2 separate regions of the Mus musculus genome follow, and region 1 is linked to region 2. Evidence: chromatin loops called from intact Hi-C (ENCODE). Cell type or tissue: heart. All regions are shown on one strand. Links, peaks and the distances in the headings refer to the core of each region. The heading gives the core; the rest is flanking DNA.

What was found. A loop is a pair of places that touch in the nucleus more often than their neighbours do. Peaks named below come from ENCODE experiments on the same cell type or tissue, not always from the same donor. Only the 100,000 strongest peaks of a DNase experiment are listed, where the experiment ranks them.
Region 1: it touches region 2 in a loop (2.3-fold over the local background); 1 of 42 quality-filtered maps calls a loop at or near these places.

What each region holds. Positions count from the first base shown.
Region 1 is chr6:83,826,527-83,836,795 of GRCm38, reverse strand. Paip2b (poly(A) binding protein interacting protein 2B) reads left to right here and starts at 5,055. Exons shown (of 5, transcript NM_146169.2): 1 at 5,055-5,161; 2 at 5,468-5,525. The coding sequence starts at 5,497. In heart, for the core only: a CTCF peak has its summit at 5,124; a DNase peak (open chromatin) is centred at 4,915; H3K4me3 peaks cover 1,991 bases; H3K27ac peaks cover 1,676 bases.
Region 2 is chr6:83,773,942-83,784,210 of GRCm38, reverse strand. Gm52907 (predicted gene, 52907) reads right to left here and starts at 8,276. Exons shown (of 2, transcript NR_168047.1): 1 at 7,985-8,276. Tex261 (testis expressed gene 261) reads left to right here and starts at 8,399. Exons shown (of 6, transcript NM_009357.2): 1 at 8,399-8,557; 2 at 9,114-9,193. The coding sequence starts at 8,488. In heart, for the core only: CTCF peaks have their summits at 4,983 (motif pointing right) and 8,047 (motif pointing right); a DNase peak (open chromatin) is centred at 5,000; H3K4me3 peaks cover 394 bases; H3K27ac peaks cover 385 bases.

The sequences.
Region 1 (10,269 bases), core at 2,620-7,619, 53 kb before region 2:
GGGAGTCAGATCTTGTTACAGATGGTTGTGAACCACCATGTGGTTGCTGGGATTTGAACTCTGGACCTTCGGAAGAGCAGTTGGGTGCTCTTACCCACTGAGCCATCTCACCAGCCCCTTATTTAGGGTTCTTAAACACAGGCAATGAAGCACAATGAAGAGAGGCAGAACTGGAGGTTCGAGGGTAGTAAAGAACAGCAGGATGTGAATACCAGTGATGCCACCTGGGACCATGCTGAGGTCCTGGCCTGTGCTGCCACAGTTGGGTCTATAGCCCTGAAGCAGCAGGGGTCTGTTGCCATCAAGGGCCAGGCTGAAATTCACGGTCTGGGCTGCCACCTGGAGAGGTGTATATGTCTGAGGGCTGTGCAGAACTGGCCCCACTCCTGGACTGAGCACCATGGGAGCACTGGCCCTGGGGGCCTGAGAGCAGGAGAGCCGACCCCACCCCCTATCAAGCTGCAGTACTCTAGAAATCAGCTCCACACACTGTCCAGGAAGCACAGTAAGGCTGGCCCTAATTGTGGAAGTTGGGGGGTGGGGCGGGGAGCCAGCCCTGAGGTTGTAACCATGAAAGATCTGGCCCCACCACTTGTCTGCTGGGTGACCTGCCTCTTGTCTGCTGTGCTGTGGCAGGATGAGAGAGATGCTCTCCTCCCCTCCTTTGTCTTTTGCCACCTATGGCAGATGGGAGAGCTGGCCTCAGGGTCTCTAGTGTGGGAGAACTGTCCCTGTTCCTCACCAGCTGCAACACTCAGGAGAACAGCCCTGCATCTTGCCTGGGCCCTAGGGCATGATAGTAGGAGAGCCACCACAGGCCCTGCATCTCATCTGGATAACACAGTAGAGCTGGCTCTGTTGGCATGGACTCATACGAGCCAGGCCTGAGAGTATGTGAGTGGAATAGCTGGCTCTGCCCCTTGCTGGCTGTGGCATTGGATGGACCAGCCAGGCAGGAAAGGAGAGCCCACTCTAGTGGTGTGGGTACAGGAGAGCTGGTTGGCTTGGATATCTCTCAGGCCCAGATCCAGTGCTTTAAATTGGTCTACCTCAACCCAGTTGATGAACTTCAGGAGTGCATAGAGAGGTTGGTCCTACAGATCCAAAACTACAGAATCTCTATGACACAGGGCAGCAACAGAATATCCGAGAGAATTCCTAGTGAGATTCCAGAATTCATAATTTGACAGAATCCAGAGGCCTTGTACCAGACCAACAATTCATTGCAATGAACATTTGCAAGCAAAGAAGTGTGGCCAAAAGAAACTTAAGCAGAAACTATAGAAGAATAAAGTACTGCTTACTATTTCACTTACAGGCTCACGCTCAGCTAGCTGTTTTACACGGCACAGAACTACTTGCTTAGGGAATGGTGCTGCCCACAGTTGGCTGGGACTTCCTATATCAATTAACGATTAATTACTCCCCCCCCCAGATATGCTCAAAAATCTGTTTGTTTTTGGCAATCCCTCAATTCTCAGGTGATTTTAGGCTATCAAGTTGACAGTTAAAGCTAACTAGGACAGGACCTGAGTGTGCATGGATTTTGGTATCTACAGGTAGGGGGTCTCAGAGCCATTAAATGAAGGTTTAAACTTGAGTAGGCAATCTTCAGTGGAATGCAAACCTACCTAACCACACAGCTTTGGAACTAATGAGGCCACATAGGAGAGATTCTGGAGATGTGCAGGTTAGTGGCGCTTTCCCAGTCATTACTTCTTCACTTAATTTGTGCCTCTCTGTTCAACGTTGTCTTTAGAGGGTTCTTTTTTTTTTTTTTTTTTTTGTTTTGTTTTGTTTTTTTCGAGACAGGGTTTCTCTGTGTAGCTCTGGCTGTCCTGGAACTCACTCTGTAGACCAGGCTGGCCTCGAACTCAGAAATCCACCTGCCTCTGCCTCCCAAGTGCTGGGATTAAAGGCGTGTGCCACCACGCCCGGCTGAGGGTTCTTAAATTAACCATTCCACTTAAAATAGCCATTTCCTGGCCATTCAATAACTTTCTTTTTTTCTTTTTTTGTTAGCACTCGTGACACTTGAATACTCTTGGGTTATTTCTTTGCTACCAGTCAGAGCTCTTGCAAACAATTCATGCAATTTTCATTTGTTTGGCTGCACTATTTGCATAGAGCCTGAAATGCTGTCAATGCTCAATAACATTTACTCAATCATTGGATTTACTTAAGTTTGTATTTATTATTAAGTATGTATTTAACACATTAAAATATATATACATATATGTAATTCATTCATTTAGAGTGGTATTTGGGGGTTTTGGTATTTCCCAAATTTCTTTTCATATATATGAGTGTTTACTGTGTGAACCATAATTGTGTCTGGTGCCTAAGGTCAGAAGAGGGCATCAGATCCTATGGAACTGGAGTTACAGACTATTTCGAACCACCATGTGGGACCCAAACCTGGGTTCTGTACAAGAGCAAAAAGTGCTCTTAACCTCTGGGCCATCTCTCCAGCTCCTAGGGTAGTCATTTTGAACAGTGGTACAACTTATGTAGATAGGCTATCCAGGTTGAGGCAGAAGAGCCAGACTTTGGGGTCAGATCATTTTTCATTTATCCTGTCTTCCAGGTTACCAAGTTAGAACTTCTACTGGACAGCTGTAAATATGATTCTATGTGGATACAAAATGGAGTTAGATGCAGTTAAGACTCAGCTCCTAGAACCTAGGGGGATGGGTCAGCCACTAAGAGAACAACATACTGCTCCCGCAGAGGACTCTGTTCAGTCCTTAGCACCCACATTAGGTAGCTCACAACTGCCTGTAACTGCAGCTCTTATTGGCTCTTTTTAAAAAAGAAAGCACAGAAAAAAAGTCATGTCCTATGGGCTGGAGATGCAACAGTTAAAAGCACTCACTGCTCTTGCAGAGGACCTGAGTCTTATTCCCAGCACGTTAGGCAGCTCACAACTGCCTAGTACTTTAGATCCAGGGGCATCCAACGCCCTTGGCCTCCATGGGCACCTGTACCCATGTGTACCTATCCCTACACACAGATACACACATAAACACAAATTAAACACACACACACACACACACACACACACACACACACACACACACACACGAGTAGAGAGTTTGGGCCCTCAAGAAGCTCAGAGGTAAAGGTGTCTGCTACTGAGCCTTGCCACTTGGTAGTTTCGCAGCACCTACATAGTCAAAGGAAATAACTGATTCCTATGAGGTTTCCTCTGACTTCCTCACACTACCACACACACAAACAAACAAATGTGTACCATTAAAAACATCCATCCATTAGAAGTAGATTCACAGCCGGGCAGTGGTGGCGCACGCCTTTAATCCCAGCATTTGGGAGGCAGAGGCAGGCGGATTTCTGAGCTCGAGGCCAGCCTGGTCTACAAAGTGAGTTCCAGGACAGCCAGAGCTACACAGAGAAACCCTGTCTCGAAAACAAACAAACAAACAAACAAAGTAGATTCATTGAGAAAAACAGTGGGTGATAGACCTGGAGTACCTAAAGGACCAATTATGGGAGAATATTCCTTTAGGAGGGAGGAGGAAAAAGTTAATGTTAGACAGTGAATTTATCTACATATTTTCATTATATAACTACTTGTTTACTAAACCTATATTTTGTGTTGTGATTGTAATTAGCACAGTGGGTAGGAGAAGACAGATGTATGAGAAGTTTTTTTATTTTTAATTCCACTTTAATAAAAAGATTTATGTGCACGAGTGTTTTAACTTCAAGTATGTATATGGATTCAGTACTCTGGAGGCCAGAAGAGGGCATCTAATTCCCTGGAGCTAGAGTTACTGGTGGTTGTAAGCCACCATGAGGTGCTGAAAACTGAACCTGTCTTCTGCAATAGCAGCAAATGCTCTTAACTGTTGATCCACCACTCCAGCCATCAATATCCTATCTTCTTTTTATGGACATAACTTAAAATTTGGATATTGTTTTAGTTAGGGTTTGTATTCCTGCACAAACATCATGGCCAAGAAGCAAATTGGGGAGGAAAGGGTTTATTCAGCTTACACTTCCACATTGCTGTTCATCACCAAAGGAAATCAGGACTGGAACTCAAGCAGGTCAGCAAGCAGGAGCTGGTGCAGAGGTCATGGAGGGATGTTACTTACTGGATTGCTTTCCCTGGCTTGCTCAGCTTGCTTTCTTACAGAACCCAGGACTACTAGCCTAGGTATGGCAGCACCCACAACAGGTCCTCCCACCCTGATCACTAATTGACAAAATGACTTACAGCCGGATCTCATGGAGGCATTTCCTCAAGTGAAGCTCCTTTCTCTGTGATAACTCCAGCTTGTGTCAAGTTGACACATAAAACTAACTAATACAAGGTATCTTAAACCCAAAGGACAGAACAAGTGTGTGTGTGTGTGTGTGTGTGTGTGAATGTGAGTGTGTGTCTTGTTTTTCTGAGACTTGGTCGCAATATGAGCTCAAGCTGGCCCTGAGGAATTTGTGATTTTCCTGCCTCAATCTTGAGCCTGCTGGGACTGAAAATGTCAAATTTGTTTCTAAAAACGTGGAAGCAACCCTTTCTGTTCTTCCAATCTCCCAAATAGTCCTAATTTTTAACCTCACGACTTAACACAGAAGCAAATTCCCGCTCTCAAAACTCATCTCTAACTAATGGACAGATGAGGAAATCCCTGAATCCTACTCCCTTTTCTAAAGTGATCTAGACAAGTGACACAGGCTTCCAGCTTAGCCAATGGATGAAGCGGGAGCAGAAGCCTTTGTAAACAAACCCGGAGTCCTTGCACTCTGGCTCCTCCCCAACATGGAGGTGATTCATCCTTGGCCTGGAAATCTAGGCGTGACCAATGCTTCTTCAGCCAATCAGAGCTGGGAGTCTCCATCGAGGGCGGAGCGAATGGACAGACGCTAAGACCAATCAAAAACTGGAACTTCTGAAAGAGCTGGGCGGGCATTGTTTCACATTTAGACCAATCAAAACCAGGTAAGTGAGCGGCATTCTCTGCTGTCCAATAGATGGACGGGGCGTTGTCCGGCAGCCAATGAATGGCGCTGGGGGGCGGGGCGAGACGCGCGTGTGAGGCCGAGGTACCTCGAGCGTTTGTGCGCCGAGGCTCGCGCTCTTAGGAGGCGGCGCTGTGCTGTGGTGCGGACCTCGGGGCGGCGTTGTCCGCGCGGCCAGGTGGGTTGAGGCGTCGGGGCTGGGATCGTCTGGCCACCCGGGACTGCGCACAGCCCCTCTACCCGCGGGCTGCCCGGGAGCGCGCACAGCCCCTTCCCAGCGCGGCCCGGGCCCAGGCCGTCCGACGCTCTGGCGCTCGCGGGCCAGCTCCTCTCACCTCATCCCTTTTCACCATCCTTGCTACGTATGACCTGCCGCCTCCTGGCGCCCCTCCTCTCTCTCGCCTTCTGAGACGTTCACTCTCAACCTCAGGATTTCAGCCTCATTTCCCCCGGAAACTAACACCTCTCACTTTGCTTTTTGTAGGCACCTGGAAGGGTGAAGGCGAGAGGCAGATGACGACGCTGAACACAGGCTCCGCAAGGTTCGGAACTGCAATGGGCTTGCTTAAACTCTCTCTGCCTCCCCTTCAATGCCATCTAATCCCACTCTTCTTCTAGAATCATTGTCCTCATAAAGTGCTTTTGCTCAAAACTGCTGAAAATGCAGGTGGAAAGGCTTGCCAGCAGCAACCAATTTGAAATCTGTTACGTGGAACGGGATGGAACGGGATTCTGACCCAGCTTAGAGCACTAATTTACACTATGAGGAAGGGCCTGGTCATCCCGGACGTCCGTAAGATACGGGATATATGTGATTATCACACACAGCCTCTGAGAGAATTACAACAGCCCAGAGGCGACCTTCAGCATTATCTTTACAGAGAATTTATTTGTTTATACCTCATAGTATGGCAGTGTTTGGCTTCCTGTGGTGGTTCTAACCATATGTTTCTAGATGGCCTTCCACACTGTCTCAAACCCAAATAAAAATATGCCAGACGTTTACTGCGAATAAATTAGCTTATCACTCATAGTTTTAACTGAGATTTTAGAAGTTGAGGAGTATTAGACAATAGGGGTTTTATTTTGGAAGCCAGAGGACATTGAGTATTGGAATACGTCTAGTACTTTAGGCAGAAAGGGAGAAAGAATAAGATATCTATCCATATCCAAAATTGCATTGTTCTCATGTTGTCATTTTCTTGGCTTTATATCTGGAATTGTTTTTCTTGGTTTTCAAAAAGGAAAATTAAGTCGTAGTTTAGCATCAGATTCACTGTTGTGGAGTTTGTAAGCTTTACTTTACTATTTTTCTTATCCAATTTGTAGCACATAACAGTATATAGTTCCTTGTGTTTTGCTGTGGTAAGATTTTTGTCGTAGTAGAGAAAGAAGTCTGTTAGAGGAAATTAAAATCAGTCTTTCCTCATAGGTGACAGCATTGCCTCGCAGGCCTTATGTTTGTGCCATATTTTTCACACTGGAAAGAGCGGAATCTTAAAACTGTTGTGATTTTTGTCAATTATAGCAGTTGTCTAAGTCATGGGTAAAATACGATCTCTGAGTTGGTCACTATAGTACGATCTCTGAGTTGGTCACTATAGTAAACTGTTGTAAGTCTGCATTTGAAAATCAAATGTACCTACCATGTCTTTGATAAATCTGTGCTTAGTGATCACTTGTTTGGAAATTTAGAAGATGGTAGCTTGTGCTTCCTTCCTTTGATCTTAAAGTTTAGTAGAGGAGAGACCTATAAGCCAAGAATTAAATGCACAGAGACTTCTGCTGTTCAGGATGTGGGACTGGAGAGAAGCCCTATCCTCCATGTTCCAACCTCAACTCATGTTCCCCTAGATTTCCTCAATTGCATTTCCTTAACCTTCGTGCCTTATGTAGATTATAATCTTACATCTTGAAAACCACTTATCATGTTAGATTTTGTTCCCTATATTTTATACAACAGAAAATGGTTTTCAGAGGTGTGATTTCCCACTAATAGGTGCCAGAGTTATATCGTAAACTCTGTCCATTTAACCCCAAAGCTAGAACTTTCAGCACAAAACTACCCACTATTGCTCTGTCCTCTGGCATCTCTGTATGAGCACCAAACCAACAGGGTCCAACTTTGACTTTTTCCACCTTAGCTGAGGACAAGGGCAAGAGCAAGTGTGCTGCTATCTACATATCCATGTGCACCACTTAGTTTTCTTTTTGTAACTGATACTTGACAAAGCCAGCTTAAGTCAAAAAGGAGTTGTTCTGGTTCACAGAGTGAAGGGTGTAGTCTACCGTCGCAGTAGGAGCTGGTCCCATTGCATCCACAGTCAGGATGTAGAGAGAGATGAATGCTCAGCCCACCACATGCACTCAAACGCATGAGCTTGGGGTGCTGCTGCTCACAGTCTGGGTGGGTTGGTTATCCCTCCTCCATTAAGCTTTTTGTCATACCCAGAGGCATATTTCCATGGTGATTCTAAATCTAGTCAAGATAGCAATGAAGATTAACCGTCACACCAAGAATGACTTCAAAGGCACCACCAGTATTAGTTTGGGGGTTATATGCAAATTTTAGCAAGAAAGAAGATTTACACCTAAGAATTGTACTTGTGAATGATCCCTAGACCTCATTTCCTGATACTCCCACTCCCAAGTCCATCTAGGATGGTTTTTTTAGTGTATTGGGAAATTTGTTCACTTATTCATTCACTCAACAAATATTTATTAAGCATTTACTCTAAGCTGTACTCTACTTTAGATGATAGCAATGAGCTAGAGGTTAAGATCCTGCCCTCTGGATCTTGTATTTGAGTCAGAAAGATAGACAGCTAAGGCTTGAGTGGGTAAAATTAGAGATCATCTTGTCTGAGTTGACACTAAGTATCCTCTTTCTTGATTCAAGACCTAAGAGGACTTCCAGACCATTTCTACATTTTTCATATTTTCTTCTCTTTGAACTTTTCTCCAGTAACCTGTTGGTGTGTTGGGGGAGGGGTATGTTTGTGTGCCCATCTGCCCCCGAAGTGCTGCTATTACAGACTCACCACCATGCTTGCCTATTTTAGGTGGCTTCTAAGGACCACTATAAGTCCTTATATTTATAAGACAAGTACTTTACTAACTAAGCCATCTTCACATTTCTGGGTTATTGTCAAAGAATCATGCCGACCTATTCTTTGGAATCTGAATCTGCCATCAACTAATGAACAACTATGGTCCGACTTTAGACTTTGAATCTGTGTCCTAATTTCAAGATTGATGATATATAGTAGACACTTTTGCCTTCCAAGGAATAGGCACACACACACATTACCTGTGGTGATGGGGGATGAATATAAAAAGGAATGGAAAATTATTTCATCATCCATATTGTCTGAACCTTAGTGCTTTCAAAACCATATAGAGCAGTGGTTCTCAACTTTCCTTAATGCTGCAATCCTTTAATACAATTCCTGATGTTGTGGTGACCGCCCACCACAAAACTATTCTGTTGCTACTTTAAAACTGTAATTTTGCTACTGTTATGAATCCATAATGTAAGTACCTGATAGGCAGGATCTCTGATATTTGAACCCTGTGAAAAGGTTGTTTGTTCAACCTCCAAAAGGGTCATGACCTACAGATTCAGAACCACTGGTATAGAGCAACAGCTTGGTAATATTTAAGATAGGATTTTAGTCTATCTTATGCTTTGTCCATCTAACATCTATAGCTTCTAAAGAAAACTAAGTCTACCACATCTTTATTCTTCTAAACCAGAAGATTCCTATTGGGCAGAATTTCGAGTCAAGTCAGGTTCTTGGTTTTTTTGTTTGTTTGTTTTTTTCCAGACAGGGTTTCTTTGTGTAGCCCTGGCTCTCCTGGAATTCACTCTGTAGACCAGGCTGGCCTCGAACTCAGAAATCCACCTGCCTCTGCCTCCCACGTGCTGGGATTAAAGGCGTATGCCACCACTGCCCTGCGTGGTTCTTGGTTCTTAATCTCCAAGTTTAACCCATATATTGTCTCTAGCTGAGGTATTGAGTCCTGCTCTGGTCTCACATGAACAAAGAAAAGGGGTTGGTTCGTGTCTTATCTGGCTCTTATATATTTGAATAGGATTCTGGAGACACTTCCCTTTCTTCAGAGGGTAACTGAGGGGTTCTAGGGTTTGTAGGCTTCTCTTTAGACACCTATCTTACACGATAATAGATACTATCAGATATAGAGCATCTAGCAAAATGGTTGACACATGTCAAAGATTCAATATATCTTCCTGGTGCTGCATTTAGTTGTATTGTGGTAGAACTACTTGTTCATATGGCTCTCTTCCTGACTATTCTGAGCTCCATGACAACAGGCTCCACAGTTCTATCCTTCTACCTCTGATGCTTAGGTGAGAACCTGATACATGGCAACTATTGCACAGGTATTTGATCTGGGGACTTCTCAACTCCTCCTGAAAGGCTTCCCAGAGAAGGTATTATATTAGATAAGTAGATTTCCCCCTCACCAGCCACCTGTTCCAATCCTTTCTTCGTCAGCACACAGACCATCTTTCTTCTCTGCTACTTCATAGAATACCATGGTTTACTTAGCCAGTTCCCTTTGGTGGACAACCTCGTACTATAACAGTAATGATGAACACAGCCCCACACCCAGTTCATGTCATACACCCTTGATGAAGTCTCTACAGTCACTCAGATTAGATTCCCAACTGGTCACATGTTTAGTAGGCTGAAAGCCCCATCCCTAATTCTTGTTATATACAGTAACATGAAGCAAAACTTCTTTGGATGAAGCCAGTAAGTATACCCTTATGGGATGTATATTTATCTCATTAAAATAACAAAAACAACTCCAAAGATTAACCCATTTCTGTTTTTAAAATGTATACACCTGTATCTATACACATAAACATACATGCAGGTAAAAACTACTGTCTGAGGAAGTATCTATGCAGTGCTCTGTAGGGTCCCATTATTTTGTCTATTTTTTTGTGTGTGCTTTTCAATTTTTACAATAGTTTGTGCAGTTTCGGTAGTGTAGAATTTTTATTGACAATATCAATTCAAAGTTCAGTGGTGTTGTTGCATGCCTTTATTTCCAGCACTGGGAAGGGGAAGCAGGCAGATCTTTCTGAATTTGAGGCCAGCCTACTATACAGACTGGGTTCCAGGACAGCCAGGGATACATAGAAAAACCCTAATTGGGGTGAGGTAGAAAGAAAACCAATTCAAGCAAAGTAGGACCCACTCCTCATCTGCATGTTACTAGCCACTCCTTTCCTCTAATTTAGACTGCATTTTA
Region 2 (10,269 bases), core at 3,076-8,075:
TCACTGTCAGGAACCAATGAGCCTCGCATCTGTGAGAGACCCTGTATCAAAACCAAACCAAACCAAACCAAACCAAACCAAACCAATAACAATCTAAAAGCAAAACAAAACAAAACAAACAAACAAAAAAAAAAAACCAAGGAGCCATACCATTGTTGACCTTTGGCCTCTCGATTCACATGCACAATGTGCACACACACCTGTATACATGCATATATGCCAGCACACATCACAGAAACAAGGTCTTTCTGTGTGTCCCTGACACTTGAACCTATGTAGCCGAATCAAGGCTCCACACTTGTAATGGCACTCTGATCTCTGTGCTCAAATGCTGTGGTTACAGGTGTACACTACCTGGCTTGGCCTTGCATGTTGCTTTAATGGAGGACACACTGCTGAAGCCAATAAGAGATGCTTTCTTAGAAAGGAAGGAAGGAGGGTATTCAGGCCCAACACCCCAGCAACACGCTTGCTCCCTTTTCCATGACTGCCTGATTCTGATCCCTCGCATCACACACGTGTGCACCTGGCTGAATGATGTGTGGGCAGGACGTTCTGTGCTGAGGGAGGAGTGTGTTTCCTTTGAGGAGTTGCAGAGAGATGGTGGTATGTGTACATGTGGAAGACGATGCCAGAAAGAAGTGTGTGTGTGTGTGTGTGTGTGTGTGTGTGTGTGTGTGTGTGTGTGTGTGTAGTATTTGAAGAGAGGGCATTCCAAGACACTGTATTACTGTATTTATTTCAGTGGTTATTAATGTGACTGGACCAGGCATGGTGACACACACTTCTCATCCCAGCACCCAGGAGTCATAGGCAGGAGGATCTCTGTGAGTTCAAAGCCAGCTTGATCTACCTACAAAGTGAGTTAGAGGCCAGCCAGGGGAGGGAGATGAGGAGGAGAAGAGGAAGAGGGGGAGGAGGAGGAGGAGGAGGGGAGGAAGAAGAGGGAAAGAGGAAGAGAAGGAGGAGGAAGAAGAAGAGGAGGGAGAGGAGGAGAGGGAGGAGGAGGGGAGAAAGAAGAAGAGGAGAGGTTCTGGAGAGATTCAGTTGTTAAAAGCACTTGCTGTTCTTTCAGATGACCTGGGTTCAGTTCGCAGTACCTGCTTGGTAGCTTACAGCTGTCTGTAACTCCATTTCCATGTAATCCAATGCTCTCTTCTGACCTCCACAGGCACTCATGTGGTGCACACATATACATGAAGACAAAATACTTAGGAGTATAGCATAAATAAATTCTCTTTTTAATTACTTATTTATTTTATGTATGTGAGTATACTGTAGCTGTCCAGATGGTTGTGAGCCTTCGTGTGGTTGTTGGGAATTGAATTTTTTAGGACCTCTGCTCACTCTCGTTGGCCCAGTCATTCTGGTCACAGTCCCAGCTTGTTCTGGCCCAAAGATTTATTATACATAAGTAGATGACTTCAGGTGCACCAGAAGAGGGCATCAGATCTCATTACGGGTGGTTGTGAGCCACCATGTGGTTGCTGGGATTTGAACTCAGGACCTTTGGAAGAGCAGTCAGTGCTCTTACCCGCTAAGCCATCTTGCCAGCTATAAATAAATAAATCCTTAAAAAAAAACATTTTTAAGAAAAAAAAAGAATATAACTGTGCCTGGTGGTACACTCCTGTGATCCCAGCATACAGGAAGCTGGAGGATCAGGAATTCACCACAAACAGTTATATAGTGAATTTGAGGCCAGCCTGGGGTACAAGAGCATGTCAAAGAAACAACATAAAAATAAAAAAAGAAAGAAGAAGATGAGGACAGTGGGAGGAAGACTAGGGGCTAGGGTAGCCACCTTGTCCAGTTTGCTGATGACTTTCATAGTTTTAGCACTGAGAGTCTGGTTTCCTAGGAGACTGCGGTGGGTCACCATACCCACTTTCTCTGTGCTTCAGCTTCTTTTGCTGTAGAATGGGTTTACGAGAATACCATCATTGTAAGAGGGTGATGTGTGCTGGTCAGGAGGGGTCGAGAACACCAAGCAGTCCTGGAACATGCGGGATCCACAGCATGGAGCTTTTCTGCACAGCCCCAGTGGGTCGATACTGGCCCACGTACTTAGGACAGGGCAGGATGTCCTCACAGGCCTCACGTTGTCTGCAGTCTGTCCTGTGACTCTGGGCAGCACTAGAAGGCAGACGAGCAGGGTCCCCATCCTCCATTCCGCTCAACACCCCCTCTTCTTTCTCCTCATGAGAAAGGGTCCAACCCTTTTCTTCTTGCCTTGAGTTCCTTCCTGTCAGGGCAATGTCTGGAGCTGCTTGAATAAAGGAGAATGAAGGGGAACAACTCTGCCAGCCTGACTGAGGAGGCTTCCTCAAGAGGAGTGCTCTATGCCTGCGCCAGCCAGCCAGGCTACACCCACCAATGGTGTGCCTCTCCCTCTTCCTCTTCCTTTTCTTCTTCCTCTCTTTCTTCCTCCCTCCCTCCCCACCTCTCTGTGTTGCTAATAGAAAAATGTACAATATCCTAAAGTCAGTTACAGGCCAGAAGGTAGAGCAAGAGAAACCAGCTAACAGTTTTAGGCAGCAGGCAAAACTCCCAAGAGGACCACCACTAGGGTACCATCTCCTTATGTGATACCTTCTCCTGTCCATTGTCCTGACCTCTAGTCCCTAAAATGTGCCTGATTTCCTCTTGTTCCCCCCCCCCTTTATCTAAGGATCTGAGGACTTACAATTTCACCTTTGTTTCTCAAGGGTTTTTTTTCTTTAAAAGTTTTTTTTTAAAGATTTATTTATTTATTTATTTATTTATTTATTCTATGTAAGTACACCGTAGCTGTCTTCAGATACCCCAGAAGAGGCTGTCAGGTCTCATTACGGATGGTTGTGAGCCACCATGTGGTTGCTGGGATTTGAACTCAGGACCTTTGGAAGAGCAGTCAGGTGCTCTTAACCTCTGAGCCATCTCTCCAGCCCCCCTTTAAAAGTTTTTTATTACATTAGGTGTGTGTGTGTGTGTGTGTGTGTGTGAGAGAGAGAGAGAGAGAGAGAGAGAGAGAGAATGCTCATGTGTGCACATGCCAAAGTGCACATGGAGACATTAAAGGACAAGGACAACTTGTGTGGGTTTGTCCCTTCCTTCCACTATGTGGGTCCCAAGGATCAAATTGATCAAACTCAGGTCGCTGGTCTTGGCGGCAAGTGTCTTTACCCTCTGAACCATCTCACCAGCCTCAGGTTCTCATGATCAAACATCTGGAGTAGCCATCCTAGCAAGAGAGAAGATCTCAAGAAATACTTTTGCCTCTCACTTTGACCATCAGAGGACTGAGACAACAAATTCCAAAAAAAAAATCAGCTTTCTTGAGAGAATCTCACACTTGGAAGGCCAAGGGCTGAAGCTGATGCCAGCCAGAGCAGGGGCTTGTCTCCCAGAAAGAAATTTCACACAGCTCTGACAGCCTGGCAGACCGTCTGGCAGGAGACACAAGAGCTGAGACGGTGAAAGGCTCAGTGATGGGTGGACCACTTTCTCCAGAACTGCTTAGCTATTATTGAAACTTAAACCTCATGTCTGTCCCCTGGAAGAGGGACTTGTGGGTTGGTGGCCATCACCATTTTGTTTCCCCTCCCACACGGAATGAGTCTCCTTTCTCTGCTTCTCACTACCACTTATCTCTTCAGTTGGCAGACTCAGGACAATGGTCAAGTCTGGCTAATTAGAGAGGCTGGAGAGAGCCCAGGCTGTGACTCTAACACCACCGAGAACACAGACAGGTGTTTCTAACTGACAGCTAGTTCTACAGCTAGTGCCTGAGGGAAAACTTCCCAGCACTGGTCCTGTCTCCCTGGCTTTGGGCTGTAATGGTCTCACAAGCCCTTTCATTTCAGAGATCTCTCAGTCTCTAGAACTTTCCTTTAACAGCATGTTAGGGTCTGATCCTCCCCTTTGGGGTTCTTGCCACTCCCCCTCAAATCCTGTGCACTTGTCTTAGTTACTTTTCTTCTTCGGTGATAAGACACCCTGTGGCAGCTTATAGAAGGAAGAGTTTATTGGAGGGCCTATTGTTTCAGAGGGTGAATCCATGACCACCATGGCAGGGAGCAATGCAAGAGGCAGTCAGGCATGGCTCTGGAGCAGTAGCTGAGAGCTTACATCTTGAGGCAGGGAAAGCTAACTAGGAATGGTATGGGCTTTTTAAACCTCAAAGCCCACCCCCCAATGACACACCTCCTCCAATGAGGCCACACCCCTAATCCTTCCCAAATATTTCCACCAACTGGGGAGTGCACGTTTAAATATATAAACCTGTGGGGGCATTCCTTTTGAAGCTACCACATCACCCCTGCACATAGTTCTGTTGGGCCTGGCACATTAGAAGACAGCGCTTGAATAATGATCTAGGACCATTTCCCTAGAAAGCCCCTCAATGTACAGTCCTATCATGTGACAGGGACAGGGGTGGGGCCTGGTACACTGGGTCACTTGGACAAATGATCACAGATCACCTGTGTGCACCATACAGTGGTCAAAACTCTCCTAGTTTGCTCTTTCTCCCCTTCTGGGACTGTGCTCCGGTAAGTTTGCACAGGATACCAAACAATAAACTTGGTCACTGCATGGAGCATCACCAGGAGAACTTGCTCTTAGGAGGTGGGCACTATCCAGGAGGTCACCTATTAGAAGTATGGTATATATTTGTCATGGAGTAGAGTAGAGTGCATCTGATTATGGCTCCCAGCACCCCATGCTGCTTCTGGGAGTCCTAGAGAACTGGCAGTCCTTCAGGCATGTGTGGGGAAAAAGAGCCTGGTTCTCCAGTTCTTTCTGCTGGTGATACCATTGATGCAGCCTGGCAAGACTACGGAAATGAATCCTGTCCACAAGTAGTGTATGCAATGTGTGTGGTGGATGCTATCACGCCTCCCTGGCTGGCCTTCACTGCAAGACTGGTAGAAGGAAAAAAAATCTCTGTCCCTCAAAACTCCTTGCACGAGGTCAGGAAACCACTCCTGGCTGTTGTTCTCGGCTGCTCCTCTGATTGCCACTAGAGGGCAGAAGGCGACAGCTCCAATGAAGAGGTTTTGCTATCAGGGTGATGACTCCACAACCCCACCTTGTTTACTTTCTCTCTCTCTCTCTCTCTCTCTCTCTCTCTCTCTCTCTCTCTCTCTCTCTCTAATTGGATATTTTATTTATTTACATTTCCCTGTGGAAACCCCCTATCCTATCCTGCTTCCCCCCTGTCTTAGACCCAATGGATGTATGAGTCTGTGAGAATGTCACAAGTTGAGTTATTAAAGGCACGGTGTGAGGAAACACAGCTGTGAGAATTGTGAGAAGTATCCTTACAAAGATAAAGCTAGAGAAGGGAGACGAAGCCTGGAGCTGAGGTGGGACCCGGTCCCTGGGCTGAAAGGCAGGCCATAAGGCAGAACCAGCGAACCAGGGAAAAGCACAGGGTTTCTGCAGCCAAGCCGCCCAGCTTCAAACCGTGCTCCTCTGGGTACAAGCTATGTGGAATTGATGGGAACTGAATCTCTGTGTCTTGGTTCTTTGGGAGACAGAGACAGTAACAGCACCATCGCCTGCCCTAGATGTGATGCTAACTGGGTCAGCTCATCTGAGTCACTTGGGCCACGTCTGGCACAGAGTAAGACTGTGGGAATTGCATTTAGCATCTTCTGACCTTGATCTTAGCCAAAATGCCAAGAAATTATTCAGCAGTGATTTCCAAGGAAGAGATCTAGATGGGGCTGGGCTATCACCTTCCTCCCTCCACACGTCCAGTGACAATGACAAATGTGAGAGAAGTAAAGGCGAAGGGGTGGGCGCATTCGCCGAGTAGATTCTGCTCCTGACTAAGTCAGCATCTGCTCCATGACCTCAAACCTCCCAGTCTTTTACTCTTGAAATGAGTCCTTGGCATTTACTGTCCCTCTTCCTTTATCCTTTCCCCTCTCACATTGAGACTTGGGCCTCCTGGCTCTCATCCCTGTTCAGCTTGGTCCCCAGGGCTCCAGAGCTCTATGGGATGGAGTGGAACTGGAGGGGGCAAAACAAAAAAACAAAAACAAAACAAAACAAAACAAAACAAAAAAACCCTACTTTCTGTTTCTTCCTGCTTGCCTTTCTTGCCATCAAAGGAAGTTCAGATCTTCAGCCCTGGCTGGCCAGGCCAGTTTGGACTCTAACACAGGAGAAATGGCAGTACCCAGCTGGCATACCAGTTCTAGCAGGCACATTGAAAGGTGGGTGCACTCAGCTTTCAGGGGCCCCAAGTCCCTTTCTCTCCAGTTCTGAAGAAAGACCAGAGGACACATCTACATTTCTTCCCTCCATGACTTAAAGATTTTTATGGTTTGTTTTGAGACAGGGTTTCACTATGTAGCCCTGACTAACCTGGAACTTTGTATGTAAACTAGGCTGGCCTCAAACTCACAAAGATCCACCTGACTTTGTTTCCCAAGTGCTGGGACTAACAGCATGCACTACTGTGTGTGGCCTATTTATTTTTAAGTATGTATTTGTGTGTCTGTGTAGGGTATGTGCACTTGGGTATAGGCTTCCAATGAAGACAGAAGCCTCAGGTTCACCTGGACCTGGATTTATGGGTGGTTGTAAACTACCTGACGTGTGTTGGGAAATAAACTTGGGTCCTCTGCAAGAGCAACATGTGAGCTTAGTCACGGAAGCATCTCTCCAGCCCAGTTCCTTTTTTGTTTTGTTTAGGAATGAGCACTTACTTTGTGAATCAAGAAATCTGACTCTGTGTGTGATATGTGTATGGTGGCACATACCTGTTGGGGGTCTAGGAATTGCCACACAAGCCACTCAGACACTGATCTTGGTCTACTAGGGATGGTTTACTGAATGCCACATCCCAAGACTTATTGAGTCAGGCTCAGGAGACAAACCATGACTCCAAGTTAAGATCCTCCAGGGTTGTAAAGCCCCAAGCCGCAAACATCTTGTGCCATGTTATTTCACCAATCAGGATTTAGGGATGGGGAACTTCCTTAGGAAGATGTCTTTGTGTACACTTGTCCTGCTCCCATTGGTTAGGGTATTCAACGGCTGCAGGGAACTTGCCTTTGTCTAAAATTCATGTCTTAACTTGTCTACCAGGATGGGACTTGTTTTGACTAAAATTCATATCTTAACTTGTTAACCAGGATGTCAGCTGCCCACATACCTGTCTCTCTCTGCCAATTAGGAAGTCAGTTCCCAGGGAAGTCTTGGGAACTTAAACTTTACTTGACCCCTACTCAAAATGGAGGGGGGGTCTTATTTTAAATAGTTTCTTATATCTCTTATGTTGGGGTTCATCCCAGGGGCAGCTTATAACAGCAAATCCCATAAAAGCTTATAGTCAGGTGCAGAAAGTATTGTTGGATGGTCACTTCAGACCCAAACTTGCTGTGAGTAACCATGCAAAGCATTTCTATTTAGATTGGTTTCCCAGGGCACAGAACAAAACAGAATACATAACCAATCCTGGCATTAGAAAGTTTCCTAGTAACAGTAGAAACATGAGCAAGTTTCCTTATAATGGCAGGCTGGCCAGGTGACAGTTACCTAGGCCTTAATATTGTACCTAGTCCTTAACATATAATATCTACCATTCCAGCACTCAAAACTACTTAGTGTCACCAAGGCCAGCCTGGAGGCACATAAGGCTGTTTCAAAAAAAGAAAAGATCTTTGCATGATGTTTCTACACCTTTAATCCCAGGATTTGGGATAAAGCAGAGGCAGGCTGGTCTCTGTGAGTTCAAGGTTAGCCTGATTTACATAGCAGGTTGCAGGACTACATAGAGACCCTTAATCAAAACAGACAAAACCAAAACCAAAGTTATATTTTGCCCTAGTACGGAGACTCCACACATCTGAAACCCTACCAATTGAGAGCTGGAGATGGGAGAGTTGACAGTTCAAAGGCCAGCCTGAGCTATGAGACCCTCCCTTTCTGAAAATAACAAACAAAAAGTTTGTTTGAGATAAGAGGCTTGTTGGCACTCTGAGCTTACCTGTGTCAGCCACTAGGTGGTGCTCTCTCAGATGATTACCTGCGGTGTCGCAAGTACAGTCAGTGCTTAGCTGTTGCTTTAGTCCCCACGCAAAAGTGAAGACCTGCATTGCAAAAGACCTCAGCCTAGAGGGAGAGTTAAGGCTGAAGGTGACCATTTAAAGGCACCTGGGATTCCAGATTATGCGGCTTCCTAGTGTGTGACCTGAGAGAAGGGAATCTTCCTCTCCCAGAAAATTAGGATCCAAGGCTGTGCGGAGCAGGCTTGAGCCAGGATTGGTTCCAATCAATCTGGGCTCTGTGTAGGCGCTCCGTACCGGGTGCAGCGCGATTTCGATCCTCCGAGCCGGTTAGCGGCGCTCGCGGGCTTGGCGGGGGCGCAGGGGCCGCGGCGCTCCGCCCTGCTCCTCTCGGCGTCCTCTGGGCGGGGACAGCACGGCGGCGGCCGCTCAGTGTCGCGGGAGCCGGACCGCGCAGGCCCGTCCCGGCGGCCCGGGGGGCGCCATGTGGTTCATGTACGTGCTGAGCTGGCTGTCGCTGTTCATCCAGGTGGCATTCATCACTCTGGCCGTCGGTGAGAGCGCTGACCCGGGCCGCGCGCGCCCCGATGCCCCGAGCCGCCAACCGCTGCTGCTCTTTGCAGCTGGGCGCTGACGACCCCGAGCTGGTCCTACTGGACCTCTGCGGAACCTTCCGGTGGGGATGCTTGGTTCCCGAGACGCATCCTTGCTCTTGGAGCCCTGAGCTCCCTACTCAGCCTGTCCCCTCCAGCTGGGACAGGGGGAAGGCCCCTGTCTGTCTCACCCGGCTGTGTGCTAGTGTACAGCACCCGGCCTGTAAACTAAGTGTTCTGCAGGTGTTGATTGACGAGTGAAGTTTAAGGTTCCCGGAACAGAGGTTAACTTTATGCTGTGCGGTCAAATCCAATATTTCTACAGTTGTCTTGGCAAAGTTCTATCTACTTGTGCAGATGAGAAGGACATCCCAGGGGTGCTTTGGCTTGTTCCCGACTTCCTGGAGTCTGAGGAGGGTTGGTGGGGGACTACAGGATGAGCAGGCTGGTGGGAGTGTCCCTGGCTGATCTCTTCCTGTTTGTCCCCCTCCCTCTGGGACCCCCTTCTCCTACCCAGCGGCTGGACTGTACTACCTTGCAGAGCTGATAGAAGAGTACACGGTGGCCACCAGCCGAATCATCAAATACATGATCTGGGTAAGTGGCCGCTTTTCCCTGGAGTAGTCACCCAGGGCTTGTTTGCCCTACATCAGAAACAGGAAGTGGGGACTGTTTGAGCTGGGGCTGTTTTGGTGCTGAGAACCCAGGATCTGAGGGTGTCCCACTTGCTTCCCTGCCCTGCAGTCTGCACTCCTGGGTCCAGATCACCCCTGGCCCTCCAGCCTCAGGTGGCATAGTTTCACAACCTACTGCCATTCCTTAAGGTGACAGTGCAGATATTTCATTGATAGGTATTCATGGCTTCGCTTTCCTGTGTCTGTCTCACAGTGTCCACGGTCTCTAACACCAGGTCCCCAATCCCAGCCCAGGCTTAGAACTTATAGGGACAATAAGGACAGTTTGTAACGCTTAGTTAGCTATTGCCCTCTCTCCACTCAGTGTCATTTGTCCTAAGGGAGAATGTCCAGCCCTTTCTCTTCCCTCATGGAGGTTTCTTTTCCTGAAGACTTGGTCCCTGTCCCTGTTAGAGAGGCTGTGAGGAAGACTGAGGTGCGGGGGGGGGGGGGGGGGAGGATACCTTTGGACAGAAAAGTTCACCTTTCAGTCGCCTAAAGTCTGCAGCTACTTTCACTCTCAACGTAGCCTGGGGTTGTAGTTTGTGGTAAAGACAGGGCTACAGCCAGCTCATTGGCTCAGTCTGTGGGTGTGGTTGGGATAGCAATTAGACCTTTCATCACCGACAACCGAAGCCTTTCTCAGACTGCCTGCTGGATTCATCACTGAGTTACGTAATTGATTCAGTAGATCATGCTTAGCATTCAAGGAAGCTATGAAATGGGACATGGGGGTACAGGCATGCATGCGGCCTTCGGTTAGATCCTCAGCTCCAGCTCCAAAAACAGTGCTAACAGTAAAAACGAGAGCAGGCAAAGTGAGTGTGCGCTCTGTCACACGTTGGGTATGTGTTTGGTGGAGTGCTGTATAAAATGTTTTTTTTTTCTTACTTTGGATCACTGTCTAAAATGTTTTAGAAGTGGCCTTCAGAGAGACCACCTTTTTGAAAGCTGAGTGTGGTTTCTGTGAACCGAGAAAACCAAAGTGCATTTGTAACA